Regions from separate parts of the Homo sapiens genome. Here region 2 is linked to region 1. A link is a loop called in an ENCODE intact Hi-C map of the cell type or tissue named here. Cell type or tissue: endothelial cell of umbilical vein. All regions are shown on one strand. Links, peaks and the distances in the headings refer to the core of each region. The heading gives the core; the rest is flanking DNA. Region 1 has its middle 58 kb from the start of BEX4. Region 2 holds the start of RAB40AL (RAB40A like).

Evidence for each region. Hi-C counts contacts between places; a loop is a spot of excess contacts. Peaks named below come from ENCODE experiments on the same cell type or tissue, not always from the same donor. Only the 100,000 strongest peaks of a DNase experiment are listed, where the experiment ranks them.
Region 2: it touches region 1 in a loop (14-fold over the local background); 5 of 110 quality-filtered maps call a loop at or near these places.

The regions. Positions count from the first base shown.
Region 1 is chrX:103,148,842-103,165,685 of GRCh38, forward strand. No RefSeq gene overlaps it. Among named protein-coding and RNA genes, the nearest start is that of BEX4, 58 kb to the right of the region's middle. In endothelial cell of umbilical vein, for the core only: a CTCF peak has its summit at 9,367 (motif pointing left); a DNase peak (open chromatin) is centred at 9,370.
Region 2 is chrX:102,925,198-102,942,041 of GRCh38, forward strand. RAB40AL (RAB40A like) reads left to right here and starts at 12,075. Exons shown (of 1, transcript NM_001031834.1): 1 at 12,075-13,103. The coding sequence starts at 12,122. The coding sequence ends at 12,958. The region is part of intron 10 of LINC00630 (long intergenic non-protein coding RNA 630); the gene reads left to right. In endothelial cell of umbilical vein, for the core only: a CTCF peak has its summit at 9,607 (motif pointing right); no DNase peak of the experiment used is centred there.

The sequences.
Region 1 (16,844 bases), core at 4,653-12,652:
CAGTAGCCAGAAGATCCAAGGATGGTTGAAGTTTTGAGTCCATAGGAAGGCTGCTGGCATAATTCTTTGTTGATCAGGGGAGATCAATATTTGTTCTATTATGGTCTTTGACTGATTAGATGAGGCCCATTCACATTCTGGAAGGTAATCCCTTTTTACTCAAAGCCAGTGCTTTAAATGTTAATCTCATCTTAAAAACAAAAAACAAACCAAAAAATACTTTTGCAGAAACTTCAAGAATAATGTTTGACCAAATATCTGGTAATCATGGCCCAGTCAAGTTGACACATAAAATTAACCATCACCTGAAACATAGAATAACTGAAATAAAAATCGAATGGATGAACTCAACAGAAGGAAAGGAAAGAAAAATATATAGTGAACCTGAATGTGACAATAGAAATTACCCAATTAGACCAGCAGAGGCAAAGTAGACTAAAAAACTAATAGAATAAAGCCTCAACAACCTGTGGGACTATGACAGACTATCTAATTCCATGTCATTGTTGTCTTGGATAGAAAGGAGGAAAACAAAAAGAAAAAATCTTGAGAGCGGGGAGAAACAAATAATGCATTGAGAAAAACAATAGGAAGGACAGCAAATTTCCCATCAGAAATCATGTAGACCAAAAGGAAGTGGCACATTTTTAACTGCTAAAAGAACTGTCAATCTCTGGTGAGTGGAAGTCATTAACTGTGAAGAATGGTTTGTCTGGATGGTCAAGGACTTGGAAGGAAAATCATTGGAAAATTGGTAACATGAAAGTCTGGAGAAGAGATATGTGGATAAATCTCTATAAATCAGGGAAAATATGAAAATATTTTTTGTCCAATGTGAATGTTAATGAAAGGGTGCCTCAGCAGAGGAAGACTTTAATAATCAAGTGGACAGCATGACCCATTTTGTGGATACCAGTCAGCCTCTTTGCCTAGCCACTCCTGTCATTACCCAATAGGCTTATGAACAAAGTGCCCATGGTAGCAGGGATGGACTTTATGCTTGGCTTAGAAACATGGACTTCCACTCAGCAAGGTCAACTTGGCTACAACCACTGCTGAATATCTGCCAGCATACAAGATCAATCCTGAGTCCCCAGTATGATACTATTTCCCAGGGTGAACAGTCAGCTACCTGGTGGCAGATATATTACATTGGATCACTTTCTTCATGAAGGAGCAGCATTTTGTTCTTATTGTAGTATGTCCTTACTGGAATATTCTGGATATGGATTTTCCCTCCCTGCATGCAGTGCTTTTGCCAAAATTACTATCCATGGACTTACAGAATGCTTTATCCACTGTCATGGTATTACATACAGCTTTGCTTCTGACCAAGGAGCTTGCTTCATAGCAAATGAAAAGACAACGGGCCTATGCTCATGAAATTCGCTTGTCTTACCATGTTACCCACCATCATGCAGTGGCTGTATTGATAGAACAACCCCTATATAGGGGATGTGATACTATCTGGTAAAATTGCATAGGTATTTACTCTTGGAAGGAGATCTCTCTTTTCCAGGAATCTATTCCAAAGAAAAAATAAAAAAATGAAAAAGGGCATAAACACAAGGCTATTCCTGGCAGAAAATTTTTAACAGCAGAAAACTAAGAGCAAGACTAATGTTCATTAATAGGAGGATGATTGAATAATCTAATGTATGTCTATATTAGGGAGTGCTGTACTATGCAGGTATAAAAAGCAATAAACTTTCACTCTCTATAATGCTATGAATTAATCTCTAGGATATCTTGTTAACTGAAAAAAAGCAAGGTGCAAAAACGTGTGTAGAGCTGCTGCTTTCTAATACAGTAGTCATTAGCCACGCATGGCTATTTAAATTTAAGTTTGATAAATTTAAATACAATTAAAAACTCAGTTACTCTAAGGATGAAGAGCAGCAAGGATGGAACCCGATGATGTATAATCTTTTAAAATATAATACCTATTTACAGGATCCATGTACTGTAAAGGTAAGAAATAATGATCAAGTCAGCAGCAATGAGAAACCCTGTTACGCAGATTGATTCCTCTAAAATCATTTCCTGCTAAAAAGAACTGAGCTTCCTTAGAGAGACATATGATTCCAGGTCCAGCGTAGGCTTTGTTACAGATAATTCTGGAACAAACTATCATACCAGAAAGCATGTCAAAAAATACTTAGAAGCCAACCTGAAGGGGCTCCTACTGGCCAAACAGAGAACAATTTGGCCAAGAAAAAAATGACTGCAATGGATTATAGCACATCAAATACATAAATGTCTATGAACTTCTGATGACAATCTGAAAGAAAAATACAGAAAACAAGCTAACTGCTCACCTATGCAGGTTTCTAGGAAAATAACTCATTATCTTGAAAAGTGGAAATATACTGCAAAAGAATTAAAGCATTCATCCTTCCCTTCCGGTGCATGCCATTCCCAGCATAACCTAATAGTTGTCATTAATAAAAGAAAGTTTATTTTAAAAAGTAATTACAGTTTCTTCTTTTTAAAATTATTATTATTATTATTGAGACAGGGTCTCATTCTCTCACCCAGGCTAGAGTGCAGTGGCGTTATCATGGCTCATTGCAGCTTTGACATCCTAGGCTTAAGCTATCCTTCCACCTCAGCCTCCCAAGTAGCTGGGACCACAGGCATGCACCACTATTCCTGGCTAATTTTTATTTATTTTAATTTTTTCTGGAGACAAAGTCTCACTATGATGCCCAGGCTGATCTTGAACTCCTGGCCTCAAGCAATCCTCTTTTCTCAGCCTCCTGAAGTGCTGGGATTGCAGGTATGAGCCACTGCCCCCAGCCTATTATTATTATTTTTAGACAAAGATGGGGTCTCACTATATTGCCCAGGCTGGTCTCCAACTCCTGGGGTCAAGTGGTCCTCCTGCCTCAGCCTCCCAAAATATTGGAATTACAGATGTGAGCCACTGTGCCCAGCCAAAGAATTACAACTAATGAATAAAGAAAAAAACGTAGAATTACTACATCACCTTTGTGCAAACTTTAATAAAATGCAGTTCTGGCAACAATCTTCAAAGAATGCAAAAACACATGAGGTGAAAAGCACATGGGAAATTTTATAATGGATGATTCAGGCTGACAGCACCCGAACCCAGTGATCAATTATAACATCACAGGAAGAGAGACAAGCAGACAAGACGAGTCTCCTGGTGTAACTCTGTAGGAAGTACAGGTCCACTGCCAGTGGGCTAGATTATCTGCAAGAACTCTAGGATATCTCCTTGAATCTCTGTGTACTGATAATACTACTGCTCTGTCACTTTTAAAGCAAATAAAGCCCCTGAAAACAGGGACATGCTTTGTTCCAACCACCTGGACAAAGTTCTGCCTGTTGTCTGTGTCCTAGCCTAGTTCTTTTAACTAGTAAGCCTTCTTACATGGCAGTCTGAAGAATGAAGGTGTTTTGCTTTTAGAGAAAGGCACAGAAGCAGTGGGCTGAGCTGAGGCACTGTGCAGGACCAGCCTGCCCATGGTGGTTGCCATAGAAACTTGACCTCATGGCTGGGCATGGTGACTCATGCCTGTAATTACAGCACTTTGGGAGGCTAAAGCAGGAAGATTGCCAAGGCTCTGGTGAGTCATGATTGTACCACTGCACTTCCAGCCTGGGTGACAAAGCCAGACCCTGTGAGAGAGAGAAGAAAGAAAGAAGAAAGAGAAAGAGAGAAAGAAAAAAAGAAAGAAGGAAAGAGAGAGAAAGAAAGAAAGAGAAAGAAAGATAGAGGAAGAAAGAAAGAAGAAAAAGAGAGAAAGAAAGAAAGAAGGAAAGAGAGAGAAAGAAAGAAAGAGGAAGAAAGAAAGAGAAAAAAGAGAGAGAGAAGGAAAGAAAGAAAGAAAGAAAGAAAGAAAGAAAGAAAGAAAGAAAGAAAGAAAGAAAGAAAGAAAGAAAAAGAAAAAGTGAGAAAGTGAGAAAGTGATATGGTTTGGGTCTGTGTCCCCAGCCAAATCTCATGTGCAATTGCAATCCCCATTGTTGGAAGAGGGGCCTGGTGGGAGGTGATTTGATCATGGAGGTGGATCCTTCATGAATGATTTGGCACCATTTTCTCCCTTGGTACTGTATAGCGGGTGAGTTCTCATAAGATCTGGTTGTTTAAAAGTACAACCTCCTCCCCTGCAGTAGTACCTCCTCCCCTCAAGTCTCTCTTCTTCTTTCTCTTGCCAGGTAAGACATGCCTGCTTCTCCTTCTGCCATGATTGTAAGTTCCCTGAGGCCTCCCAAGAAGCAGCTGTGCTTCCTGTACAGCCTGCAGAACTGTGAGCCAATTAAACCTGTTTTCTTTATATATTAATGTTACCTAGTTTTTCTTTGTAGCAGTGCAAGAATGGACAGGAAAGAAAGAAAGAAAGAGAGAGAGAGAGAAAGAAAGAAAGAAAGAGAGAGAGAGAGAAAGAGAGAGAGAGAGAGAAAGAAAGAAAGAAAGAAAGAAAGAAAGAAAGAAAGAAAGAAAGAAAGAAAGGGAAAGAGAGAGAGAAAGGAAGGAAGGAAGCAAGGAAGGAAGGAAAAGAAAGAAAGAAAAAAGAAAGAGAGGGAGAGAAGGAAGGAAGGAAGGATGGAAGGAAGGAAGGAAGGAGAGAAAGAAAGAAACTTGAGATCATTGTGGTGACTGTGAAGACTTTTTAATAAAGATCATTGTTGTCTAGTTAGAAGAGCAGGAGCCCAACTTCAGGAGTTTGGGACTCAGATGAGGGTGTGGGTGCCCCACGGTGGGAGATGAACCTCCCTGGGGTGTGGTGAGATGAAGTGATCCCAGATGCAAGTCACCTCCTTTCCACTTTGGGACAAGTTGCCCTGGCTGTCTGGTGAGGTGTGGCAGGGAGATATAGGACTCTCCTGTCCCCAGTGAGTGTGGTGTCCTACACCAGTGTCCTGGAGCTACTTTCCATATACAGACAGGATGTGGGAGGATGAGACAGGTAATGACTCTCCCTGAGCCTAGCGTCCCCCTCTAAAATTGGGATAAAAATGCTCACCCATAGGATTGCTGGAATAGTGATAACACAGGTGAAAACTCAGAACTCTGTGGTTGTTGTACTCATAGGTTGTGGTTTTGTACTCATAGGCTCCCATCATCCTCCCTCCCTGTCCTGTCCTTAGGCAACCACCGATCTTCTATTACTATAGATTATTTTTCATTTCCTGGAATTTTATTTAATGGAAACATGAAGGTTGTATTTTTTATTGGCCTCACTTCTTTCCTTCCACTTATTTAATTTTAGATTTATCAATATTGTTGCATGTATCAAAATTTTATTTATTTGTTTATTTATTTATTTATTTATTTATTTATTGAGACAGAGTTTCACTCTTGTTGCCTGGGCTGGAGTGCAATGGTGTGATCTCAGCTCACTGCAGCCTCCGCCTCCTGGGTTCAAGTGATTCTCCTGCCTCAGCCTCCCGAGTAGCTGGGATTACAGGCAAGCGCCACCATGCCTGGCTAATTTTGTATTTTTAGTAGAGATGGGGTTTCTCCATGTTGGTCAGGCTGGTCTCAAACTCCTGACCTTATGTGATCCGCCTGCCTCGGCCTCCCAAAGTGCTGGGATTACAGGCATGAGCCACTGGGCCCAACCAATTTTATTGTTTTTAATGGCCAAATAGTATTCTAGTATATGAGTACACTACAATTTATCTATTCAACTGTTGGGAAAATTTTGGCTTATTTTCAATTTGTGGCTCTTGTAAATAAAGCTGCTATGAAGATTTGTGTATAAGTCTTACCATAGACATGTGCTTTCTTTCTCTATGGTAAGTAAATATGTAAGAGTGCTAAGCTGGATTATATGATAGATGTAAAATTAACATCCTAAGAAACTGCTGGCTGGACGTGGTGGCTCATGCCTGTAATCTTAGCACTTAGCAATTAGCTGGGCATGGTGGCGCGCATGTGTAGTCCCAGCTACTCAGGAGGCTGAGGCAGGAGAATCACTTGAACCCGGGAGGCTGAGGTTGCAGTGAGCCGAGATTGCGCCACTCTGCACTCCAGCCTGGGCGCCAGAGGGAGACTCCAAAAAAAAAAAAAAAGAAGAAGAAGGAAAGAAAGAAAGAAGGAAGGAAGGAAGGAAGGAAGGAAGGAAGGAAGGAAGGAAGGAAGGAAGAGAAAGAAACTGCCAAACTATTTTCCAAAGTGGTTAAACCATTTTTCATAACCACCAGCAGTATATGAGAGTCCCATCCTCCATGACCTTACCAACATTTGATATGGTTAGTCTTTTAAATTTTGGCCATTCTTAAGAAAGTGTAGTGGCCTCTTATAGTTTTCTTTGCATTTCCCTGATGAATAATTGTGTTGAGCATCTTTTCATGTGCTTATTTGACATTTGTATATCTTCTTTCTTGGAGTGTCTTTTCACAGTTTTGCCCATTTATTTATTGGACTGTCTCACTGATTTTTGTGATAAAAACAAACAAAATAAAATTTACCATCTTAACCATTTCTAAGCACACAGTGCAATAGTGTTAACTATATGCACTTGTGCAATAGAGTTAACTATATGCACATTGTTGTGCAATAGATCTCTGGAAATGTATTATCTGTTGAAGCTCTATACTCATTGAACAAAAATTTCCCTTTTCACAACTTCCCTAAGCCCCCAGCAATCACTATTCTACTTGTGTTTCTAATAGTTTAGCTACTTTAGTTACATCATATATTTGGACTAACGCACTATTTGTCTTTTTGTGACAGCCTTTTTTCACTTAGCATAATGTCCTCAAGGTTGATCCATATTATAGTATATGACAGGATTTTCTTCTTTTTTTAATACTGAATTGTATTTCTATGTACATTTTCTTTACTTATTCATTCACTGATGGACAATTAACTTGCTTCCACCTCTTGACTACTGTGAACAATGCTGCAATAAACGTGGCCATGTAATATCTCTTCAAGACTCTGTTTTCAATTCTTTTGGATATATATCCAGAAGTGGAATTGCTGGATCATATGATAATTCTATTTAAAATTTTTTGAGGAACCTCTATACTGTTTTACATAGTGGCTGCAGCAGTTGAACAACATGAGTTTGAACTGCACAGGTCTACTTATACGTGAATTTTTTTCTATCACCTCTTCCACCCCAGAGTCAGCAAAACCAACCCCTCCTCTTGCTCCTCCTCTTCAGCCTACTCAACCTCCCAGAAAATACCTTGAGACAAATGAAAATGAAAGCACAATATACCAAACCTTACGGGATGCAGCAAAAGATGTACTAAACAAGAAGTTTATAGCAGTAAGCATTTACATTAAAATGCTTTTACACTGTCAAATTTAGCAGTGAGGGGTGGATACCAACTTTAATGACATTAATGTTAATAAGTTCTGATAACCCACTACCATTGGACAAGCCAAGATTCTTTATTGTGGTTTCTGTCAGGAGAAATGGGCAAGGTAGGGTAGCCAGTCTTAGTGTTGGCTGGTTTGAACATTTTCAGCGGGCTTTGGGACACAGGGGTTGTCCCAAGTTGTCTGGTACCTGGCCCTTGGTTGATTAAGCAGGGAAGTAGTGGTGTTGATTGTGAGTGTGAGAAGACATGGAAGGGATGTGGACTCTGGATTTGTTGGTTTCCATATGAAAGGCATAATCCAGTGCTTTGCTACATATAGGAATTGGTTAGCCCTGGGAGTGACAGTCTCTTCAGTGTCAACAAGGTCCCAGACATTAAAGCATAAGAATAAAAAGTTACCTTTAATGCACAGCCTTGTCTATATAACCAGTCCTTCTGGCCACCAAAGAATATTGTAGAATATTGTTATCCCATTTGGGAAGACAATCCGTGGTCTTATGTGGGAGGGAAAGACCAGTACACTTTCAAGTAATTACATTAACAGAGACACTCCATATATTCCAGAATTCTGCATGATAGACATTAAATTAATAGTATACAAATGTCAGTTGTTTAGGTCAGAATGTTTCCAAGTGTGATTCATGCACCACTTCATCAAAATCATCAGAAAGTACTTGTAAAAACTGCAGATTCTAGGCCTATCCTGGATGTGATAAACCAAAACAAGGAAGGTGAGGTAGGAGGTGTCTACATTTTGAGTGATTTTGTCAACTGGTTTTCATTCTCATCCAAGTTTGAAAAGCACTGCTATAGATTTGCAACAAATACTTCTCAAAATTTTAAATCTTCTGATATTTAATTTTGTTGTCATTTTTTTCTGCCAGTCACACTCAGCTTTAAATAGTTCTCTATTGCAGTGTGTAAAATAGGTAACAATTCCTTCACTTAATACTTATCCAGTGATTTATATGTGAGCCACTAAACTAGGAACTGAGGATATGGCACAGGGAACAAAACAGGTACAAAACAAAACAGGTAACAAAATATGGAGCTTTCATTTTAATCTGGGAAAACTGGCAATAAGCAGGTAAACAAATCAATAAGCAGGGTGATTTCATATGGAGATGAATGCTTTGAAGAAAATACACATGCAAATATAGTATAAAATGACCAGGACAGAGATTATCACAGGTGGGGATGTCAGTGAAGCTCTTTCTCAGGAAATGGGCATTTGAAATAAGTCCTGAATGACAAGAAGCCAAGCATGGGCAAGCCCCCTTAACTGGGACAGGAAGTATTAAATGAAGCAGAAACTCCACATCATCACAGATGGGCTTTTTGCATAAGTAAATGGGAAGGACTCCCTTCCTAGGGATAAGGCAGACACACACTCAGAACTAACAAAGAAATAATGATAAAAGTAAAATCTCTACATCCCACCCGTGAGAAGAACAAAGATGAAACCATACAAGGGTTGCCTCATCCTTCATGCTGTTAGAGAGATCCTGTCAGGAGAAGGCATTAGCCTGTTGGCACTACGCAAGAGAATAAATATTTGCTTTACAAGTTGCCTCAGTTTTCCAAGGCAGTAACTTATCTCCACTCAATCACATCATTTCCTGTTTCTATGCTGACTTTCTAAGACTCAGGGGGAAACTTCAACTAAACTTGCTTGGAATGGTGTGTTTGATGCCATACCTCACCCCACCATGGGGTGGGCACTAACATTCATCTTGCTCCCTGTGGTGCAGGTCTAGATATCAAGAGAGGGAGGTCTGGGATGCAGATATAGAATTGGACTGATAGCATCTGCCACATAGTAGACATCCAATACATATTAAAAAGTTAGTGAGATGTAGATACAGGAGTAAGCAGAAAAAGAAACTAAGTATGTATCTCCTAAATATTTTTATATACATGCATTTTTCAAGGAGAGTTGGAATCACTGTGTACTTATTGTTTCATAATGTACTTTGAAGAAAATATTTTGTTTCTGTTTATTACAAATATGTCTTTTCACTGGGGGGAAAAACCTTAGAAAATGGATAACAATGCCACCTTGTGCTCAGAGTCAGAATTGCAGGAGTGAAAGTCAACCAGAGGACTTGGCAAGGGGTTGAGGATTTGGGGAGTGAGGGAGGTGAATGAATTCCATTGTACAGAACAAAGCTTTCTGGAATATTCCTCACACTGGCAGCAATTCTTCTATATCTGTGCCCATCCTGGGATCTTCAAACTCTAGGCCTGAAAGTTCGGTCCCTATTGAACCAAACAGAAAGCTTCACGAGTTGGTGTGTGAATAATTGTGCAATACAGACACTCACACACAGAAATACTGCCAAATTGTTGTGATCTGCTTCTTTACTCATAAAACATATATCGAGAATATATTTACAAAGCAGTAAATATATGAGCATCGTATTTGTAATCATTCCAAAGTTTTTATATTTCTAACCTTTTATTCAATAAAACTTCTATATTTTAAATCTTACAGAAATGCAAATTTAAATGAAAGTATCCTTTATCTCAAACCAACATACACACATTGAATTATTGTCAAAGAAATTTTTTTAATGTGCTATTCTGTGGAGCAATATTTGCATACTTTTTAGTCAATAAATGTATCTCTACCCTGTCACTTTGTGGCTTGGTTTGCAGATTTTCCTGTTTTACAAAACTTTATCTCATAACCTTGTCAGATTACCAATTATGACTTTTCATTGTTTAATAAGTATGAAACGATATAGAAATGCATATTTAGAAATTATTCTGTTTTCCCCTTCTGCCCCACCTTCTGCCCATTATTGTAAAAATGTAGTCTCTGTTAATTTATATAGGCCTATTTTCCAGAATTTTTCTCTTGTAATCATACACATACCTATACACTCATGTTGATATATATTCTTTTGCAAAATGCAATCATATCTTATGTTTTATTTTTATAACTTATCTGTTTCACATAATTATGATTCATTTTCATTTATTTTAATTTGTTCGGTTTGGCATATTTCCAGGTGTTTATTGGAGATTTGTATTGCTTTATGTCTAAGAGTATATCACACATATAGCATACAAACCCTATATCTGAGTATAAGTTACAATTTTACTAACTTTTCACATGCTCTTTTTTTTTTTTTTTTTTTTTTTTAGATGGAGTCTCACTCTGTCACCCAAGCTGGAGTGCAGTGGCATACACACAGTCACATGCCTTTTGATTTTTAATTTTTGCTATGTGGATGGCATTTTACACTTTATAATGTTTTTTGGAATTTAAAAAATACTTTGGCACATTGTTTTAAAAAGGACAACTTAATAATATTGCTTTAAGATATGTCTTTAGGCCGGGTGTGTTGGCTCACGCCTGTAATCCCAACACTTTGGGAGGCCGAGGCGGGCGGATCAAGAGGTCAGGAGATGAAGACCATATTGGCTAACACGGTGAAACCCCGTCTCTACAAAAAAATTAGCCAGGCATGGTGGCGGGTGCCTGTAATCCCAGCTACTCGGGAGGCTGAGGCAGGAGAATGGTGTGAACACAGGGGGCGGAGCTTGCAGTGAGCCGAGATTGCGCCACTGCACTCCATCCTGGGTGACACAGCGAGACTCCATCTCAAAAAAAAAAAAAGAAAAGAAAAAAAAAGATATGTCTTTAGAACATGTGGGAAAAGGAAATAAAAGAAAAAAATAAGAAATAAAAAATAGGCCAGGCATGGTGGCTCATGCTTGTAATCCCAGCACTTTGAGCGGTCAAGGTGGGAGGATCACTTGAAGCCAGGAGATGGGGAGTTTGATACCAACCCTGGCAACATAGTGAGAAACAAAACAAAACAAACAAACAAACAAAAATTAAAAACATGGCCAGGTGTGGTGGTAGCTGCTACTCATGAGGCTGAGGTGGGAGGATCACTTGAGCCCAGGAGTTTGAGGGTGCAGTGAGCTGTGATTGCACCACTGCACTCCAGCCTAGGTGACAGAGTGAGACCCTGTCTCAGAAAAGAAAAAAAAAACACAAATAAATAAATAAATAAAATAATAAGGTATATCAAATGTCAGCTCACAGGACAGAGGGTGGAAAAGCGTAATCTTTTTGTAATCTTAAGCTTTGAGTTCTGGAACAATAATTTAAAAGGCTGTTTCCCTAGGTTGTGTTACTTAGCTTTTAGCTCCAGTTTCCTTATCTGAGTAATGGGGATAATAATTGGTCTTGAATGGAGTTGTTATGATCAAATGAGGTTTAATATAAAACACTTTCATACAATAGTTTTGTGTATGTTAATATCCTTCAGTCCGTAACACCATTCCAGCCATATTTAACAGGGATGATATCTCTTAACCGCAATAGCATCATTACAGTTTGATGTGTATTTGGGAATGTAAGAAGGGAACCACACTCAGCTATATTATGTAGGAAATTCAGTGCTATCTCTGGTCTATGCACTCCAATGGAGTTGGGGTGGAGAAGGTCCTCACTCCTTTTCCATTGAATAATTGTGTTTTTCCTGTACTCTGTTGGGGCCTTCTGTGTTTACATCAGGTGTGTACATGACCTGGGGCTCTGGGGCCTTATTGGAGCTTCAGAAAGAGGTTACTGATGGTGAGTGTGCAGGGAGGGACACTGGAGGAAGAGTTAAGAATTGTTCCTGGGACCCAGTCCCTGAACCATCCAGGGTGAGTTTCTTCTCTTTGCCTTGACTTGAACTGTCACACAGTTGTTCAATGAGCATCCATCACTCTTCACACCTCCAGTGGCCCAGGGGATGGAGAGGTCGTGGTAATCATTGCATAAAGTCCAGGTCCTTGTGGAACTTATGGCGACCTCTGTAAAACCACCTTATTATACAAGAACAGGGAGGCCTCAATGGAATAATCAGAGACTCCTCAAAGAGGGGCTAGGCCTGGTACAATGGGCAGGACTTGTTGGGGGTAGTTGGAGAAGAGAAGAGAGGGGGGTCCAGCCTGACTGACTGGGCCAGGGGAACAGACAGGGCTCTGAGATAACTGACCAGACACTCTAGGTCTGAGGCCATCCAGGTTTGGGACCAACTGGTGAAGAACACATTTGCTTCAGTGGGATGCTGCAGGTTACCTTTACCTGAAATTGCACAAATATGGTGAGAAGGGAAGTGCCCTGTATGCCTCTCACTGGTCCATGAGGGCAGGGAAGAAACAGGAGCACTGACAATAGTAAAGTGATTGATGTCAGCACCCTAAACCTTCATTAAAGTGGGAAGTGAATATCAAGGGGAAGGATTTACCACTAATTGAGCACCCACACTTTCTGTAAATTGTCCACCCACTTTAATTTCTCTCTGACCCCAAGCCCCATGGACCCCTATCTGCCAGTGAGTCCTAGAGTCACATTCTTAACCAGAACATTCTCTCCACAAGGTCACACTCTCCATGTTTTCATTTGCTTTCTCTCTGCATCCTCCCTGAGATTTTTCACAAGGCTTTTCTCTCCCTCTGTTGCCTCAGCTCTTTTCATCAGCTCAGTGTGTTGTATCACAACTCAACAAGGTTCTGACAAGATTGGGCACAAGTTAACACTCACCTTTACTATCTTTTAGATATTGCATTTTTGCAGTTATTTCTGCAGAGTTAAATGTATACTCCCACTCTAACAAAGCTGCATGTATTGACCAAACAGCCTTTTATGGTTGGGCAACTGTGCTGTTGTAAGCATATGGGCTCCCTCTACTTTACTCAAATGTGCACTTTTCTCTTGTCCACACACTGCCTGACCTTTTCAACTGTGTTCTCTGTATGGGATTTCCCCTGGGATGTAACGATTTGTTACTGGATTTCAATCATGTTGTCTGCACATGTTCCCACATGCAAAATTGGCCCTATCACTCTCTATCCTTTTTGGATGCCTTCAGTGATTTACCAGGTGGGCCCACAATACTCCTTTCATTTCTCTCTAAATTCATGTCTCTGTCAACTTTCTCAAGGTAAAGAGTAATGAAGATGCAGGAGATGATTCCTGGGCTGTCTTGAGTCCTTTGACTTGAGGGAAGAAGCATTTAATACCCAGGAAGTGGATCTGACAAAATTTGATTGGTGGCGTTAGCACAATTTGGAACATCTGGAAAGTGTTACTTTCCAATAGAGATATTTTTTAAGGGAAGAGGAAAGATCTTTGAGGCCAAAGTAACCAAGTGTCCAAGGGAGTGATGTTCAGATCCTGTTTATTTAGAGCATGGGAAAACTGTGTGCCCCATCCCAGTATACTTCTCATTCATTCATTGTTTCATATATTCTTGAGTAATAGGTATGCTGAACAGTGGCAAGTTTGTGTATGCCCAGCTGTTTCCAATGCCAAGGCCAATAAAGTCTCCTTGTCATCAGCCACTTACAGTAGTATAGTCTTCAATATTTCTTCTACATATATTGAGAACTAATCAGATGGTGTTATACTTTTTACTTAAACCATCAAACAGAATTTAGAAATCTCAAGAGGAGGAGGAAGAGCTATTGTATTTACCCATCTTTTTGTTCTTATGTTCCAAGAGCACTTCTTTTATCAATTCCTTTCTGGCTAAAGCCATTCTTTTAGAGTATGTCTGCTGGTTAAAAATTGTTTTTCCTTCATTTGGAATATCTGTATATCCTCAATTTCTGAAGGATAATTTACTTGAATACATAATTTGAGGTTAACAGTTCTTTAAGCACTTGAAAAATGATGTGCCACTCCTTTCTGTTCTCCATGGTTTCTGATGAGAAATTTGCTATATTTTTTAATTATAGGCAATGCATTATTTCTCTCTTCCTGATTTTAGGATTTTATCTTTGTGTTTAGTTTTCTAAAGTTTGATAATGATGTGTCTTTTCGTGGATTTCTTTGGGATAATCCTTTTTGGGATATGCTCAGATTTGTACCTCTCAGTTTACGTCTTTTGCTAAATTTGAAGGTCTTCAGCCATTATTTCCTCAAATAATTTTTTGCTCATGCACTCTTTCTCTTCTCCTTCCAACACAAAAGTGACACAAATATTATATCTTTTGTCATAGTCCCACAAGTTCTTGAGGCTTTGTTCTGTATTTTTAGTGTATCCTCTCTTTTCAAAATGGTTAATTTCTGTTGCTCTGTATTCAAGTTCCCTGATTCTTTTCTCTTTCCTCTCCATTATGCTGTTGCATCCATCCATTGAGTGTTTATTTTATTTTAGAGATGGGGTCTCGCTATGTTGCCCAGGATGGTCTTGAAGTCCTTGGCTCAAATGAATCTCAAGCCTTAGCCTCCTGAGTAGCCAGGATTACAGTTGCATGCCAAGCACACCCGGTCCACTGAGTTTTACTTCAGTTATTGTATTTTCTGGTTCTAAAGTTCCATTTGGTTCTCCTATATATCTTCTATTTATTTGTTAAGATTTTCAATATTTTCATTGGTTTCCAGCATTCGATTTGTGGTGTTAGCACAGTTTGGAACATCTTATTTTTTTCATTGAAGCATTTTCATGATGACTGCTTTTAAAGTCCACATAGGATAATTCCAACATCTATGTCATTTTGGTGTTGGTATCCATTGATTGTATTTTCTTTCTCAATTTTAGATTTTCCAGATTCTCAGTTAAAGACAGATTTTTAAATTATTTCCTAAATATTTTTGGTATCACGTTATGAAACTCTGGATGTTATTTAAATGAAAACCCAGATTCGGCCAGGCGCGGTGGCTCACGCCTGTAATCCCAGCACTTTGGGAGGCCGAGGCGGGCGGATCACAAGGTCAGGAGATCGAGGCCATCCTGGCTAACATGGTGAAACCCCGTCTCTACTAAAAATACAAAAAATTAGCCGGGCGAGGTGGCGGGCGCCTGTAGTCCCAGCTACTCGGGAGGCTGAGGCAGGAGAATGGCGTGAACCCGGGTGGCGGAGCTTGCAGTGAGTCGAGATGGCGCCACTGCACTCCAGCCTGGGCGACAGCGAGACTCCGTCTCAAAAAAAAAAAAAAAGAAAACCCAGATTCGCTACTCAAACCTCTTTGACACAGGGGCTGGAGGGTGGGAGGGGAAGTGGTGCCTTATTACTGCTTGGGAGAGATGGGTTTCAGGCTTCTCACTAGGTCTCCATCTACACTACTCTGGCTAAGAAGAGCAGCACGCCTCCTTCCTATTTCCCATGTGGCCTCCATTGACACCATGGTGTGTGTGGAGGGGAATGGGGAGAGCTTATTACTGCTGGGTGGAGATAAAAGTCTAGGTTCCCCACTCAGCCTCCACTAACAATGTGGAGGGGGCAGGTGTGAGACTGGAAGGGAAGTGGCTCCTTCTTACTGCTTAGCAGAGGTGAAATTTCACTCCCTGCCAGGCCTCCACTGACACCACCCTGGCAGGAGGGGGAAGACACATTGTAACTGCTCTCCATGTAGCTTCCACTGACCCTGTGAAGATAAGAAAGCCCCGTATTACTGGATGGTCATAAACGTTTCACCTTCCCACTCAACTTCTGGTGACTCCAGCCCAGAAAAGAAGAGAAGGGGCATCTCATTATCATTGGGTGTGGGTGCAAGTCAAGTTCCCTGCATGGTGTCCACTGACACCATTGGGGGTTATTCATTTCTACCAGGTGAGGATGAAAGTACTTGTTCTCCACATAGTCTTCTCTGGTATCACCCCAAAGGGTGGAGATGGGTGTCTGTTTACAATCTGATAAGTGTGGAATCCATGCTCTCCACTCAGTCTGCTGGCATTGTAGGGGTGGAGCTGTGTTTTATTCCATTGTTCTTTGCTAAAATAGGGCAGTTAGAGTCTAAAAGCTTGCTTTCTTACTATATGTCCCCTTTTCTGGTTCTTTGTCTAGAGGTAGCCTTTCAGAGTCTTATGTTTATTTTACTTATAATATTGAGGGATTTTAGCCATGCTCAGCAGAAATAGTACTGAGAAGTGTATCTATTTCATCTCATCCCCCAAACAGAAGTCCTTTTCTTTATTCTTAATACAAGTAAAAAAAAGTATATATTTTTGCATTCCCCCCTTCTTACATTAAAAAGTACCATGCTACTCACATCTTTATGAATGTTGCTTTTTTTTTAAATTACTCTATATCCAAAGCACTATATGGAGATTTTCATCAGTTTTCTTTACATCTAACTTAGTGTCCACCTTTGTGTGGTTATATGATAGTATTTCATGCACCCTACAATGATGAGTATTTACGTTGTTTCCATTCTTTTGTTCTTCAAATAGTGCCACAGGGCATTTTGCTAGATATTAGCAAATTCCCATCCATAGTGGTTGTGTTAATTTTCTATGGCTACTGTAACAAATCACCACAAAATTAGTGTCTATAAACAGCTGAAATTTATTGTCACAGTTCTGGAGGCCAGAGTTCAAAATCAGTTTCACTGGGCCAAGACTAAGGTATCAGCAGGACCATCCTTTTTCCAGAGGCTCTAAGAAATAATCAATTTCTTGCCTTTTCTAGTTTCTGGTTTTCCAGCATTCCTTGGTTTGTGGTTTCATTGGTCCAATCTCTGCATCCTTGGTCACACTGCCTTACTGCCTTCTACTGTCCTGTCTGTGTCAATTATCCTGCCT
Region 2 (16,844 bases), core at 5,362-13,361, 220 kb before region 1:
AAGCATTTTTCCTTTGTGTTACAAACAATCCAATTATATTATTTTAGTTATTTTAAAATGTACAATTAAATTATTATTGATTGTAGTCACCCTGTAGTGCTATCAAATACTAGGCCTTATTCATTCATTCTATTTTTTGTACTCATTAACCATCCCCACCTCTCCCTCACCTCCCCGCCTCTACCCAGACTCTGGTAACCATCCTTCTACCCTCTATCTCCATGGGTTCAATTATTTTTTGAGTTTTGGTCCCACAGATAAGTGAGAACATGTGATATTTGTCTTTCTGTGCCTGGCTTACTTCACTTAATGTAATGACCACCTGTTCCATCCATGTTGTTGCAAATGACAGAATCTCTTTATTTTTATGGCTGAATAGTACTCCATTCTGTATATGTACCACATTTTCTTTTTCCATTAATCTGTTGATGGACACTTAGGTTGCTTCCAAATCTTGGCCATTATGAATAATGTTGCAACAAACATGGGAGTGAAGATACTCTTCGATATACTGATTTTCTTTCTTTTGGATGTATAACCAGCAGTGGGATTGCTGGGTCATATGGCAGCTCTATTTTTAGATTTTGAGGACCCTCCGTACTGTTCTCCACAGTGGTTGTACTAATTTACATTCCCATCAACAGTGTATGAGGGTTCCCTTTTCTCCACATCTTTGCCAGCATGTGTTATTGCCTGTCTTTTGCAGAAAGCCATTTTAACTGGAGTGAGATGATATCTCATTGTAGTTTTGTAGGAAGTGCAGAAAACTCGTTTTAGAGCTTTAACTTTGGTTGGAAAAAAGGAAAGAGAGAAAAAAAAGTTGGGGGAGGAAAGATATCCAATCCTGTGGCTGAATAGGCGGTGAGGGGTTAAAGGAAGAATTTTTAAAAATCTTCAATTTCTTGAAATTTCAGTAAGTTTAAAAGCTAATGTGAAGAACCCATTTCATCTCGTATTTAACCCTTGAATTTTCCTATATATTATTTTGTTTCTTACTCTCCTATTTCCACTTTAGAGCTCATGAGATGTCTCCAATGGACTAGTATATGTTTTGAGCTCAATACAAATATAGTTACTAGATGAGGAAAGAACGGACAACTGTGTGTCACAGAAATGCTAGTAATTTCTGGATTTTTGCCTCTCAGGGAGGTAGAGGATGGCTGAAATCCTGGTGTGATGTGACTGGATCATGCATGATCTGAGGACCCTTGCCCTGGTGACTGGTGGACAGGTTCAGATTTTTCCTATAAACATATTAACATACCAAACTGTCCAGAAGCAGCTATTAAGCAAACACCATACTTTGCTTTCCTCATGCAATCTATCACAGAGCTCTTCAGGTGAGTTCACAAATATGTTTGTCATTCCAGTGTGGGGGAACTTGATCTGAGTCTGCTAAGAGGCATGATATTGAATGACTCCTGTGACCTTCTGATAATACCTAAGAATATAGAAAACCTTCTATCTCAAAAACTTTGAACTCAAGGCATATCAGAGAGATATTTGCTTCTTTCTTCTAGATGTTTGTGTTCTTATTAGGAGAAACAATGAGAAATGATTTTTCACAATGTCTCCTGAGCCCTGAGGCTCAGCCAGCCCTTACTGCTATGTCTCAACATTTAAAGGCCATTGAAGTCCCACTCCATTCCATATACTTTGGACAACGTTTCTCATTTATGCCTGGGGACAGCTCTGTAACAATTGTATAATCAGTTCCATTTCACAGATGACTAAGCTCAGGCTCACAGAGTCTAAGTCACCTCCCTAGGTAAGTGGCAGGATTGGAATGAGGTTCCATCCCTCACCCTCCCTAGAGGATCCTGAGCACCTTTCTTTTAGAAGTTGGGCTTCCAGGACTTGAGAAATGGTCATATTCCACTCTCTTGCTATTGTGGCCCCAGAGGTGAGGTGCTCACTCTTCAACCTCTCAAGGTGATGAAGATGATAGAGGAGATAAAATCCCTATCAGCAACTAGTTTTTAGTTATTCTAAAGTTTTCCTCATTTTGTCTTCATGCCTCCTGGTCCCTGAATGATCTAATTTCCCTGGGGGCTGCCATTCCAATGGGAGCATTCAAATTTTTCTTAAAAAAAAAAATGATCTGTAAAGTTTTTAAGTCATAATATTTTTGAAATTGAAAATCAATTTCGATAGTAATAAAATTAAGAATTATCTTAAAACATTGGAGAAAGTATTTGCAAACTGTACCATATATAGGATTAGTATCCGTAATTTGTAACACACACTAATGACAAAGATATTGGTAATTCATTTCAACAGAAAATTTACATAAAATAAACATGAACAATAATCTTGTTAAATATGCCAAAACCAAAAGTACTAATAAAATGCAAATACTTAAAAATCCTGAGAATTTATATAAAGTGGAAAAAAATTGCAACAGAAGATGAGGACTGTGATTGTACTTTTGGAGAAGACTATGTGAATCGGGTGAATGTATTCATGTGCACCTCACCTACAGGGACACATCTGAAGAGTATGCAACATCCTTAGGACAACAGATCCCTTGGGTCAGAGGTTGGAGTAGGGCTAGTGAGAGATTCAGGTGAATTACAATTTGTAAATGTGCCGTTGATTGCGATTCCTGTTGTCAGAAGGCGACTCTGACTGCTGTGTGGGGAATGGACTGGAAAGGGACAAGATAGGGAGTGGGGATAACCATTAGGAAAATATTGCAGAAGTCCAGGGAAGAGGCACAGGTGGATGGGACCAGGGCTGCAGCTGTGTGCAGGTAGGGAGGAGTGAACCTGGACAGGGCGTGTTTGGAGGTACAGCAGGCAGAACTTGAAGTGGCTGTGCGTGTAGGGTGCATGGGGATAAGGCACAGTCAAGGATGACCCCTCAGTTTTTTGTATAGCCATGTGGAGAAATGACACCGTTTTCTGAGAGCAGTCCTTCCATTTGCTCTTGAGATATTCTCAAGGTAATTAGGTCATCCAAACGTGGTTGTAGTGAAAAGAAGTTATTTTAAAATGCATCAGTTGATGATTAAGATTCTGTTGTATTAAACTTTATTGAAGACACGTGCAAACTGTCAAACTTTTAGAACTTGAAAAATCTCAACATGCAAACTCACATTTAATGAGCAGTTTACTATGTGCCAACCACTGTTCTAAGGGCTTTTGTGCCTCAACTCAAGTAATTCTCAAAACAACAACCCATGAGGTGGGGATAATTGTTTTCCCCATTGTACCTTAAAGACAACTGAAGTATAGAGTAATTCTGTTACTCTCACAAGGTCACAGAGAGCCAGTTATGCTGATATCTCCGCAGTAGAATTTTTAAAATTATGGGATTCCTGACCAAAATGGCAAGGCAATATTTGTTTAAAAATATTTTGTCTTCTTAGGTCAGTACTCTATTATCCTTGTTTTACAGATGAAGCATTTGAGCTACTGCAAGCTGAAGCAAATGTATTCAAAGTCCCACAAATTTAAGAAGCAGGGTTGGGCCCTAGTCTGTCTCCACAGCCAACACTCCTAACCAGTATACTTAGAAAAGAGGAAAAGACATTTGCCAAACCATGTCAGCCAATGGTGGTTGATGGTAGACAGGACCATATGTCTTTGAGTGATAACTATCCTTCAGTAGCCTTTCTTCCATGTACCAGATGATATTTATTTAAGAAAAACAAACAAGATAATGTAAAAACAAAAGTATAATTATTTTTAAAAAGGTAATAATCATCACAGTTAAGTTTTCCTTAGACAACCTGGCTGTTGAAATAATTCCTTGGACTTCTACAGTTAATTCTATTCCCTTTCAGGAACTCCGAGTGCTTTTACACATGGAAATCACATTTATTCTGGTTTCTATCCTTCAACTGGTTGAAAGGCAGGGCTGGTCTGATTTCCTTTGATGGGTGAGGCCATTTCTCCTAGGGATGCACCAAAGAGTGGCATTTCTGAGTCATATGACATGTGTATCTTCAGCTCAGTGGATACTGTCAAACAGTTGTTCAAAGTGGTTGTTCCAATCTATATTCCCACTAGCAATGTTGAGACTTCTACTGCTCCACATCCTCACCAACACTTGGTATTTTCTATCTTTTTCATTTTTCTCTTTCTGGTAGACATGTGATAGTATCTCCTTGTGATTTTAATTTTACTTTCTCTTTAACTCTCCTTGAAGTGTTGTCTCTTAAAAGCTATCTGTTGTTTAAAAAAAAAAACCTTTCTATTTATTTGCTTAGAAAACTGGATCTTTCATCCTTTGGAGGGTGCATTATGGATTTTGCTGATTGGATTCTTATTGTGTTGTTTATTAATTTCCTCTAGCCTCTCTTATTTCTTTTAAATTGGTAATTAGATTTAGAAGTTTGATCAAATTCAGCTTATTCAGCAAGAGTACCTCAGAAGTGGTGTCCTTTATTACTAAAGTGTCAAATTAGTAGGTTCATTGGGTCTGGTTGTCTCTCCTCCTGTAAGCTTGAAATTGATCACTGTATTTCAGTGTTGTCACCCTGATCCATCCATTATAAAATTTCCAGTAGCATTTCATCATAAGATGTTTGAACCTCTGAAGTAGACACCCAAAACCTATTTAATAAACTAATTAGATGTAGACATAGGAGTATGCAAGGAAACAAAACTATGTATATGACCTGTCCATCTTTTTGTAAACATGAATTTTTCAAAGAGAGTTGTGGTCATGCTGTACTTATTGTTTCATTATCTACTTTGAGGAAAATTTTGTTTCTGTTTATACAAATTATGCCTTTTCATTGGAAGAAATACAGAATGCTCTCACCTGGTGCCCAGAGTCAGAATTGCAGAAATTAAAGTCAACCAAGAGCTTGGAAAGGGGTAGGAGATTTGAGTGGAGTAAGGGAGGCACATGTATTCTATTGTATAGAATTGTAGAGAACAAAGCTTTCTGGAATTTTCTATATGCATGTTTCCAGAGCAATGAATATGTGGGCATCATAAATATAATCAGGTCACAATTACAGTGTTTTTTGTTTTTAACATTTTGAACAATGAAATTTCCACATTTAAAACACTAGGGAATTGCAAATTTATAAAACAAATATCCTCTATCTCCCTCCAAGGCAAATATACTGATTTATTAAATAAATCTTTTTAATATACTATTTTTATACCACAGCATATGAATGTGATTCTTAGTCAATAAATGTATTTCTACACTATCATTTTGTGACTAGGGTCACAGATTTTCCTGATTTACAAAACATTATCTTAATGACTTTGTCACATTATTAACTTTTTTTATTGTTTAAGCCATATGAAACATAATTGAAATGTATATTAGAAATTAAAAATATTCTGTCTAAATCTTCTCCATCTCCATAATACAAAGATGGCCTGTATTAATTTATTCGTATCTATTCTCCAGATCTTTTTTCTCTCCATGTAGTACACTAACTTATTTTTAGCCACACACACATACATATAAACCCATGTAGAGAGAGATAGATATATATATTTTTTCACAATGGAACCATATACTACATTATAATTTATGACTTTGTTGATTGTCCAAATCTGATTCTTTTTCATTTTGTGTGTGTGTGTCTACAAGTGTTTTGGGGAGATTAATATTGGTTTTTATTGCATTGTCTCTTGATATAATTGACCTATCTCTGTTGTTTAAGAGTACTTCATACACAGAGGATAAAAACCTAGATTAAATATGCATACAGCATTTATATATTAACATATAAAAGCTACCTTATCTAACATTTGTAGTGTAACTTGCGTGTTTAACTGTAGTGGGTAGAATTATGTCCCCCTCAAAACATGTCCCAAACCTAACCCACCCAAACTTTATTTGGAAATAGGGTCTATGTAGATATAATTAAGTGAAAGATCTCCAGAAGTAAATATCCTGAATGTAGGTTGATGCCTAACTCCAATGACTGGTGTCTATATAAAAGAAAGCAGAGGGAGATTTGACACATGCAAGGAAGAAGGCCATGTGAAGATTGAAGTAGAGATTGGAGTTATGCTGCCTCAAGCCAAATAAAGGAGGAGCTGGAAGAGCTAAGAAAGGATTCTCCCCTAAAGCTTTTGGAGGCAGTGTGGTCCTGCCTACACCTTGGTTTTGTACTTTGGGCTTTGGTTTTATACTTCTGAACCATGAGATAATGAAATTCTGTTGTTTAAATGTGCAAAGTTCGTGATAATTTGTTATGGTGGCCCTAGGAAACTATTCATTGGCTGATATCCTACTTTTCATGTCTACAGTGATACTAATGCCAGTAAGATATGTAAAAAGAATTTAAAATGACTAACATTTCTTATGAACTGTATGCTTTTAATGTATTGAGTCAGTCAGTGCTCACAGCTGTTTTACAAGGTAGATACTGTGACTAATCCTTATTTTATAGATGAAAAACTGAATGACAGAGAGAATAAAGACTTTGCTTGATACTGCATAGTTAGGGAGTGGGACAGCTTGGATTTGTGTCCAGTACCTCATGCTCCAGAGCCTGTCACAGATTTGTGTTAAATTTAAAGAAACGACTGGACAAGCATGCATATTTTATGAGTTCATTGAAAGCAATACTCAGTATGGTTATATATGTAAACAAAAAACTGAACCTAGTGACCAAAAAGGGGATTGTAACCTTGGCGAGATCATGTTCATTGCAATCCTGGGGACAGAAGCCACAGCGCAGTGGGATAAAGAGTAAATGGGAAATAATGTTAATAGAGAATGTAGAAAATTAGAAAATTTTTTGAAGGAGAAGGAAAAGACAGAGTCAAAGAGGGAGAGAGGGAGGGGAGGGGGAGGGGAAAGGAAAGGGAGAGGAGGGGAGAGAGAAGAGGGGAGAGGAGAAAAGAAAGATATCCTGTGGCTGAATTGAATTGATGATGTATTAGGCCATTCTTGCATTGCTATAAAGAAATGCCTAAGACTGGGTAATTTATAAAGAATAGATGTTTAATTGGCTCATGGTTCTGCAGGCTTACAAACATGGCACCAACATCTGTTTAGCTTCTGAGAAGGCCTCAGGGAGCTTTTACTCATGATGGAACGTGAAGCTGAAGTATGTATGTCACATGGTGAAAGCAGGAGAGAGAAAGTGGCGGTGGGAGCGGTGGGGGGGCGGGGGGGTGCCACACACTTAACCAGATCTCAGGAGACTCACTATCATGAGGACAGTACCAAGCCTTGAGAGATCTGCCCCCATGACCCAAACACCTCACACCAGGCCCAACCTCCAACACTGGGGATTATAATTCAACATGAAATTTGGCAGGGACATATATTCGAACTGTATCAGGTGATGAGGAACAAAAAAGGATTTTTAAAACAAAAAAGAATTTTCAATTCTTTGGAGTTTGAGAAAGTTTAAAGTTAATTTGAAGAAACCATCTCCTCTCAAATGTGAACCATGAAGTTACCCATATATTCATTTGAATTCTTACCCTCTTTCCACTTTAGTTAATGAGACACCTCCAGTAGACTAGTATGCTTTTAAAGCTCAATACACTTTCAGTTATTACCTAATGAAAGAATAGAAAATTGTCTGTTATAGAAATTCTTGTAATTCCTAGATTTTTGCCTCTCAAGGAGGCAGCGGATAGCTGAAATCCTCTTGTAATGTAGCTGGATAATGTGTGATCTGGGAACCTTGCACTGTTTACTGCAGAACCGGTCTACAGGATTCCTATAAACATATTAAAATACTGAGCAGTGCTGGAGCACTCATTAGATAATTGCCACTCCTTGTGTCCCTGATGTGATCTGTCGTGGAGCTCACCAGGTGAGTTCACAAACGCTCCTGTCCTACCACTATGGGGAAGTGGATTTGGGTCTGCTCAGAGGCATGATGTTGAATAGCTCTTAGGAACTTTCAAGCACCTAAGAATGCAGAGACCTTTGGTCTCTAAAACTTTGAACTTAAGGCATTTCAGAGAGAGATTGCTTCTTTCTTCACGATGTTTGTGTTGTCATTAGGCGAAACAATGAGAAGTGATTTTTTCATGATGACTACCTTAGCCTTGAGGCTCAGCCAGCCCCTCATGCTGTGTACCAATACTTAAAGGCCACTCCCTGCTGTATATTCTCAACAGATTTTCTCATTTACCCCTCAGGACTGCTCTGTAAGGTTGGTATAGTCAATCCCATTTCACAGCTAACCAAGCTCAGGCTCACAGAGCCTAAATCACTTTTCCAAGTAAGTGGCAGGATTGGAATGAGGTTCCATCCCTCACCTTCCCTAGAGGACCCTGAGCACCCCCTTTTAGAAGATGGCTTTCCAGGGTTTGAGAAATGGTCAGATTCCACTCCCCTGCTATTGTAGTCCCATGGGTTCCCACTCAACAACTCCTCTGAAGATGACAGGGGAAGTGAAATCCTGTGCTTTGTGCCATGAGATCTGGTTGTAGGGCCACATGAGAGGGCTGATCCTTAAAGTGGCAAGTGGGCTCAGGCAGAAGCTCAGGTGTTGGCCTTGGGACAGGTGAGCTGCAGAGAAGGAAAGAAACATGCACTGAATTACTGTAAGCAAATGCACTTTACACCTCATCTCCTTTAATCTTAACTGCTACCCAAGGTCATTATCACCATTATTCAAATTAGGCTGCTGCCTTTAGAGGAGTTTACGTAAATCAGGGAGACAACTTTGTTGTTTCCTGATAAGCACAAACTCTGTAATACTCTAGACTTTTATCATTTCTCTTCATTCCTCCAGGGCCCTGAATGCTCTAATCTCCCTCCAGGCTGGCAGTACCTGCTCCCCAGGTGTTTTTCAATGTTTTTTCTTTGAAATTTAAGATCTGTGTAATTTTAAAGTCAAATTTTGAAGTTTAATTGGGTTAGTATCCATGATTTGTGAAACATAGTAACAAAATGGCAACTATTTCAACAGAGAATTTAAATGAAATGTACATGAACAATAAACATACTAAAATACGCCAACCCCACAAGAACTAATAAAATGCAAATATTTTAAAATCTTGAGAATTTATAATGACAAGATGCAAAAGATAAGTACCATGATTGCACTTTTGGAGAAGACAATGTGTGTGTGTAGGTGAACGTGTTGATGTGTACCTCACCTTCAGGGACATGTCTGGAGAGTATGCACCATCCTAGGAACAGCAGACCCCTTGGGGTTAAGGAGTGGGAGTTGACCAGTGAGAGCTCAGGTTAATTTTGATTTATCAATATGCTCTTGTGTACTGTTCAAAAACTGGTATTTGGGAATAAAAGTATTCTGATGAAAATTTGAACACACAAAATACTTTGGAACAAATTGTCAAAGTTAAGGTGTACATAATGTCCATTAATTTGAAAAAGCATTCCTTATATTCTATTTTATTGTGAAAGAAGTAAATAACAAGTCCAATTGACAGAGGTTTTGTGTGTGTGTGTGGGTGTTTGTGTGGGTGTGTCCTCTAGCTCTACCACCCCAAATACAAAATCATGGATGCAACTTTAGTTCCAGCGGGGATTGGAACCAATATCAGTTTCATATATTCTGGAACATGATGGATACATGGAAATTGCTACCATTAGGTGAATAATTCCAGAAAACTGTGGCTGATACATTGGAGCTAACCTCCAACCTCCATGCCTCCCTCTTCCTGAGTCCCTGGTTTGAGATTATCAGAGCTGCGTTTCTGTCTCTGGCCACTAGGAGGCATCAGAGCTATCTCTGTTTTTGTACATTTTGCAGAGTAACATGTTTCAAAATGACTTGTTTACTTTGATTCCAGTTCTGTTTGGAAAATTCACATGTATATTAAAGCAGGTCCATTTGCTGTTGACCCCTAAATCTACATCGCATTCACTGATTTATCATCTCTTCCCTTCTCAGTGTAGGTTGAAGTGTCCACACTGTCGGAGGGGGCGGGGGCGGGGGCGGGGGAGGAGGGGTCCCTCCAGAGAGCAAGGCATTCACTCTCCATAACTCTATCCCTGTACAGGCTTCTCAGACCTTCTCACACTCTCTTTCAGTCTTCCCCTCTCCAGGACACTATAGACACAGTTCCCCAGATGCTGCTCCAGTGCCTCCGACCTCTCTCCGTCACCTTTCTACAGCCCCGTCACTGCTACCTGGTGTTTCATTTTGTGGATGCCCTGGAGCATATGTTTTTACATTTACACCGATCAGTTTTTTTCTTACCAGCATGGGGAACTGGTTTTGTGTCTTCTCGGAGGCATGATGTTGAACAGTTTTCGTGAGATTATGAAACACACAAGAATGTAGAGAACTCCATCTCTAAAACTCTGAAATCAAGGTGTATCAGGGAGATTTGCCTTCTTTATATGGATGTCTGTGTTTTCATTAGGAGAAACAATGAGTAATGATTTTTCACGATGCCTGCCTTGGCCTTGAGGTTCAGCTAACCCCTACTGCTATGTCTCAATATTTAAAGGGCCATTGAAGCCTCCCATTCCATGCCATATACCCTGGACAGGTTTTCCCATTTATGCCTGGGAATAACTCCGTGAGGATGGTATAGTCAGTCCCATTTCACAGATGACCAAGCTCAGGCTCACAGAACCTAAGTCGCCTCTTGAGGTAAGTGGCAGGATTGGAATGAGGTTCTATCCCTCACCCTCCCTAGAGGACCCTGAGAGCACCTCCCTTTTAGAAGATGCACTTCCAAGGCTTAAGAAATGGTCAGATTCCACCATTCAGATCATGGCGATGTCTTTAGGGGAGTTTGTGTAAATTAGGGAGACAACTTTGTTATTGTTTGTTCTGTATTGATGAGTATTTAGAATGCTTCTCATTTTTTCCTTTTTAAAAAGATTTCAGCAATACTGTAGCAAATAACCTCTTACCTGGCTATTTTGTACATGTGAAAAATGTTTCATCCATTACATGCTTACACATCTATCCCTTGGGGCTTGATTTCAATAATTTAAACTCCCTTATATGTGTCTGAGCATTCTCATTCCTTTAACCATCTTTATACCTGTTGTAGTTACAATATTTAAATGCATTTATAACTGAGAAGTGTGTTTCCATTTCCTTGATGTATTTGGTCCCTCATCCTGCCCCCATACACAGACACACACAGAGCCACTTTTACCTTTTTCTTTTGCAAATTAAAAAAAAATTCTTATTCAGTTTTTTCTACATTGAAATTTTGTCAAACGATAGGTGATAAAAGTATATTTAGATAGTTGCATTTGCATTCCTTATATATTAGTGAGCTAGAATGCATTTTCTTATGATTATTGGCCATTTGCATTTCATCATCCATGAACCATTTATATATTTTGTCAGTTTTGCTGTTTTGTTATAGGATCTGTACGTGTGTTAAATCTAAAACCCTTCATTGATCTATGCATGCGTTATTTCAACACATCTTTCTTGGCTGAATATTATTTATGAGACACTCTAGAAAAATCCATATCCTAGATGTTTCTTCTGAGATCTTGGCTCTTATATTTATGGGAGATGTCCCCCTGCAGCAAAAAATGTGTTAGTGCCCATGCAAACATGCGTGGCTTGTCAAGGATCACATGCACAGACAGTTCACACTTACTCCTAAACCCGGCATGGCCACAGAGTAGAAAGGATGTGTGGGGCATTATATAAGGAGAGCACTGGCTCAGGATTGTGATTTCTGTGATCTCTATACTAACGGCAAGATTTTTAAAAATTACGTAACATTTCTGAGTTTGCCTTTTCTCATTTGTAAAATGAAAACAATCATAGCTACCAAAGACAATTGTTCTGAGAAGTAAAAGAACAAATTATTTTAAGCGTCATACACAGCGTAGGGTACATACGGTACTCAACACATCTTAGTCTGCTTCCTATCTCATACCCGTCCTTCCTTTAAAGGAGATTCCTTTGACATAATCCAAAAGGCATGGTTCCATAACGATCACATGAAAGTTTTAAGGGAAATGTATAGGTTTCCATGATGAATTAACTGCTGTGTCACTACTCTGTGCTGGGTAAGAAAAAGGAAAACAATCGCTGAACCGGTTTCCCAGGGTTTGTAAAAGAAAACCATCAAAGCCACCACCTCATTTCACTTTATTTCGTAGACTTCCCCATCCCATTTTTTATGTTCTATGCTAATTTCTCAAGAAAAATAGGCCCGGCACCGCCTCTGCGCACAACCTTGCTGGTCTGGCCCAGGCGGGGGGCGGGGCCAGCACGATGAGCGCCCCGGGCAGCCCCGACCAGGCCTACGACTTCCTGCTCAAGTTCCTGCTGGTGGGCGACAGGGACGTAGGCAAGAGTGAGATCCTGGAGAGCCTGCAGGACGGCACGGCCGAGTCCCCGTACAGTCACCTGGGGGGAATCGACTACAAGACGACCACCATCCTGCTGGACGGCCAGCGGGTGAAGCTGAAGCTCTGGGATACGTCGGGGCAGGGAAGATTTTGTACCATATTCCGCTCCTACTCTCGTGGTGCACAAGGAGTGATCCTGGTCTACGACATTGCAAACCGCTGGTCTTTCGAGGGTATGGATCGATGGATTAAGAAGATTGAGGAACATGCCCCTGGTGTCCCTAAAATCCTGGTGGGGAATCGCCTACATCTGGCATTCAAGAGGCAGGTGCCCAGGGAGCAGGCCCAGGCCTACGCCGAGCGCCTGGGCGTGACCTTCTTTGAGGTCAGCCCTCTGTGCAATTTCAACATCATAGAGTCTTTCACGGAGCTGGCCAGGATAGTGCTGCTGCGGCACAGGTTGAACTGGCTCGGGAGGCCGAGCAAGGTACTGAGCTTGCAAGACCTCTGCTGCCGCACCATCGTGTCCTGCACACCTGTGCATCTGGTGGACAAGCTCCCGCTCCCCATTGCCTTAAGAAGCCACCTCAAGTCCTTCTCCATGGCTAAGGGCCTGAATGCCAGGATGATGCGAGGCCTCTCCTACTCCCTCACCACCAGCTCCACTCACAAAAGGAGCAGCCTCTGCAAAGTGAAGATCGTCTGCCCACCCCAGAGCCCACCCAAAAACTGCACCAGAAACAGCTGCAAAATTTCTTAAGGAAGGCACCAAAAGGAAACAAGCTGGAATCGCTCCAGGAAAAACTCTGAATGGTTACACCTGGAAGAGGGAAGATGCATTCTAGATTCAAAGAAATACGTTTTCAGTTTCTCATGGGAACAATGCTGCTTGGGAATGTGTGTGATGCCTTCTGTCAATAAAAGCACTTTACGCAGTTTGACTTTGAATTTCTACGTGGATGTGCATGTGTTTATAAAGGGGAAATTAGTACTCTGCTTAACTCTTGATAACATGAAATTTTGAATGTTACTTATATCATAATCACACTGCATCTTTTTCCTTAAAATAACCGCTTTTGTAAGAATGGTGATATGACAGTGATGAGTATAAATTCAAGGGAATTTGAGATGCAATGATAGTGAGATCATTCCGAGTCATTGATATTACTAGAGGGGACTTTTTGTAAACCTCCTTTTTGATGTCAAAGCACCAATTTATAAAACACTGCAGATGCATATAGAGATTATACGTAACAGATCTGTCCAGTTTGTGCACGAAATGGATTTGATAAAGTTTTTGCTATGTTATTTTACTACATTTGGAGATTAATAAGTGATTTATATGTATGTTTTTCTGTAAATCTACTTTTTTGTACAAGATGTTCTACAAGATATGAAGCTAAGGGAGGAAAACGCCAAAGATATCTCTAGTTATGTTGAACATAGCCAACATGGTTTCAATGGGTCAGTAAGAAAAAAGCCATTTCAGTAAGGAATGAAATAAGTACTTATTTATGAAAATGTTTCTTAACAATAAAAAAGTATATATTTTTATCTTTTGGTAAAACGAAAAGAAAAAGAAAGAAAAATATGTATAATGTAACCCTGCAAGATTAGGCTTTGCAGAAAAACAATGCAATAGAACACGGGGGGCCAGGCCCATTATAAGGCCTTAGGTGAGTAATTTCCCCTGTGCTGGCCAGTTTTGGTTAACACCTCTCAGATCGATATAGAGGTTAATGAGATCACATCTGGGAAAGCACTTCTGAGACCTTAGATGGGAAGGAAGGAGAAGTGATTTCCATGTAGTTACTTTCCAGTTTACACTGTGGGTTATTATAATTGATATTGGATGAACTGAGTAAATATAAGTCCTTGTACTCTTTTGTAATTGAATGACCATTTATTTGTGCATTGTCATAGGTTGATTGTAACATAAAGTCCCGCAGAAGGGCAGTACCTCTGGCCTCAGGGAGCCTTGGGGACTCACCCTTCCTGAACTCTGGTACTTTTCTATCTCATGAATTTCCCACAACATTCCTGGGAGGTAGAGGATATAATCTCTGTACCATCCTGTAGCTTAAGAAACAGTGATGTTTGCAGGTTAAGCAACCTGGCTGGGGAGCATCCTACCACTAAGTGGAAAAGCAGGGACCGGCACCCTATATGCCCCCATGCAGACTGTGACGCTGAGCTGCACATCACACCATAACCAAGCAAATCTTGCTTTCCTGCTGACCCAGGCCACTACTGAAATCTGTATCTTCAGCTCTGAAGCCAAGCTCCCAGTTCTGTCTCTCTTCTGAAAGACAGCCTTGTCAGACCTAAATTTCCTACTCTGTAGACAAGGGAGTGTGTCTGGGCCATTGCTTTAGAAACTGGAGTCCGCAGACAGTTCCTGTATCAGGAAGAATATGCACTCTCAGAGGGACAGGGGTCATGCTGAGGATGAATACTTGAAGGAGCAGGCCCTAAACACATGCAGATCGGGGATGCATAGAGTCTTTAATAGAAATTACCAAATCAACCTGGAAAGAGGTTGTACTAAATGACATCCCCACCACCAATATGAAACAGGGTAGACTTCCCTGCATGTGCCCACCTTACTGGAATCCTGAATGGTTTCTTTTTATACTTTGATGATATGACAGGTGGAAATTCTTTCATTGTCATTATATTTAATTTGATGTTCAGATAACTTAAAAAAATCCCTAGTATACAAAATGCTCTAATAATCATCATTGCATTATGTTTTTATTGCAAAATGGTCCATTTTCACATGTAGCCTAAAAACAATGAGCAACAGGCACTTGAGTCTGCAGGTTCTAGAGCTACTGCTGGCATTACATTTCCAGGGTGTGTGTGTGGCCTCTGGGTGCTTCTAATGACACTGTTTTCATAGAAGGGGATTAAGAATGTCTCTCCATGACATTGGTTGAGTTCAAGTTTGGAGAGGATCTGGATCTGCACTTTATGGAGTCTTTTTGAATGACACAGGAGCTGGACCACAACACGCTTCTGAGCAGGCTGTAATCTTTTCCCCATTGTGGAAAGCAAGCCTGTCTGTGACCTCACCTGCTCAAGTCAGGGTGGATCCCTCCAGGATGTAAGGTACGGAAGTCGGCCTAAATCTGCTTCTGAACACTGAAGCTGGGTGCTCCCATCTTGCAGAGACCTGAAAAATTGCCTGCTCTCAGCCACCAATGCCACAGATTCAGTCACTTGTGTGAGAACTCTGTCCTGAGAGATAAAATACCATAAATTACCAGCAGCTGTTTGACACATCTTGCATCCATCCATCCATCCATCCATCCATCCATCCATCCATCCATCCATCCTTGCAGTTAATAGACATTAAGGCCAAACTCTACACGATCCCTTTTGTGAAGTTTTAGGCTTCCCCAGAATAGAAACAAGGAAGTAAAGTGTGGAAATAGGGGCGTGGTGAATTCAGTTTGTAGATCTAAAAAGAGATGGCCCCTTCCTCTTAATATTCAACCTGAAAGGGTCTCTTATCATTGATAATTTTAAAACATAATTTAATACCCTGGACCCCTCTCTACATCCACAGTTACGGTTCTCTTTACATATATTCTCTCCATTGTAACCAAAGTTCTATGAAGAATTCTCAATACTCAACTCACATTCCTCCACCTCAGTCCTCATTGCTCATCTAATGGCGCTTTGTTCCCCCACCCCACCACTGAAATGAAACCCACCAAGGTCTACAGCCACTTCTTTTTCACATTTATAGATCAAGAATGTTGAAATAAACATCCTAATGTTTTCATCTGTGTAATATTTCAGAAGTTTTCTTATGCAGGTACTTATAAATTTATTCAGAAATGTATGCATTTATATACTTATCTTCAAAAGATAAGGTTCATCCTACATTTAATATCATAACTTGCTTGTTTCACTGAGAACATACCTCAAAGTTTATTGATTATGAATAAACATGAGTCTATACCATAGGGATAGTAGAGATACTAATGGCCAGTAAAGACAGAAGAAAAGAAATTAAAATAGCTAAAACATATTATTTGCCAAGTCCTTTTTAGGCATTGAGTCATTCAATTTTCAGAGCACCCTTACAAGGTAGAAACTGTTACTAATTCCCATTTCGTAGATGAAAATCTGAAGTACAGAGTGAATAAAGACTTTGCCTGAGACCACACAGTTAGGGAGAGGGAGAGCTTAGATGTGTGTCCAGTACATCATGCTCCAAAGCCTGGGAGACTGTCAAAGCTCTGTTGTTAGGTGAAAGAAGCAGTCTGCGCAAGCATGCGTACTTTGGGAGGTTACTAAAATGAATATTTTGTATATTAATATATTTATATGAAAAGCTAGATATAATGAGAAAAGGTAGATGATTATGACCTTGGTGAGAGGACATTCATTGCAATCATATGGGCAGAAGATATAGTACAGTGGGATAAGCAATCAAAGGGAAATGAGGAATGTAGAAAACCCTTTTCCAAAATTTGAATTTAAAGGTTATATATATATATCATATACACATTTAGTAATTGGCAAATGAAAGAATGGATAATTGTGTGTCAAAGGTATGCCAGTAATGCTAAGATTTTTGTCCCTCAGGGAGGCAGCAGGTGGCTGAAATGCTGGTTGCTGTGGCTGGCTAATGC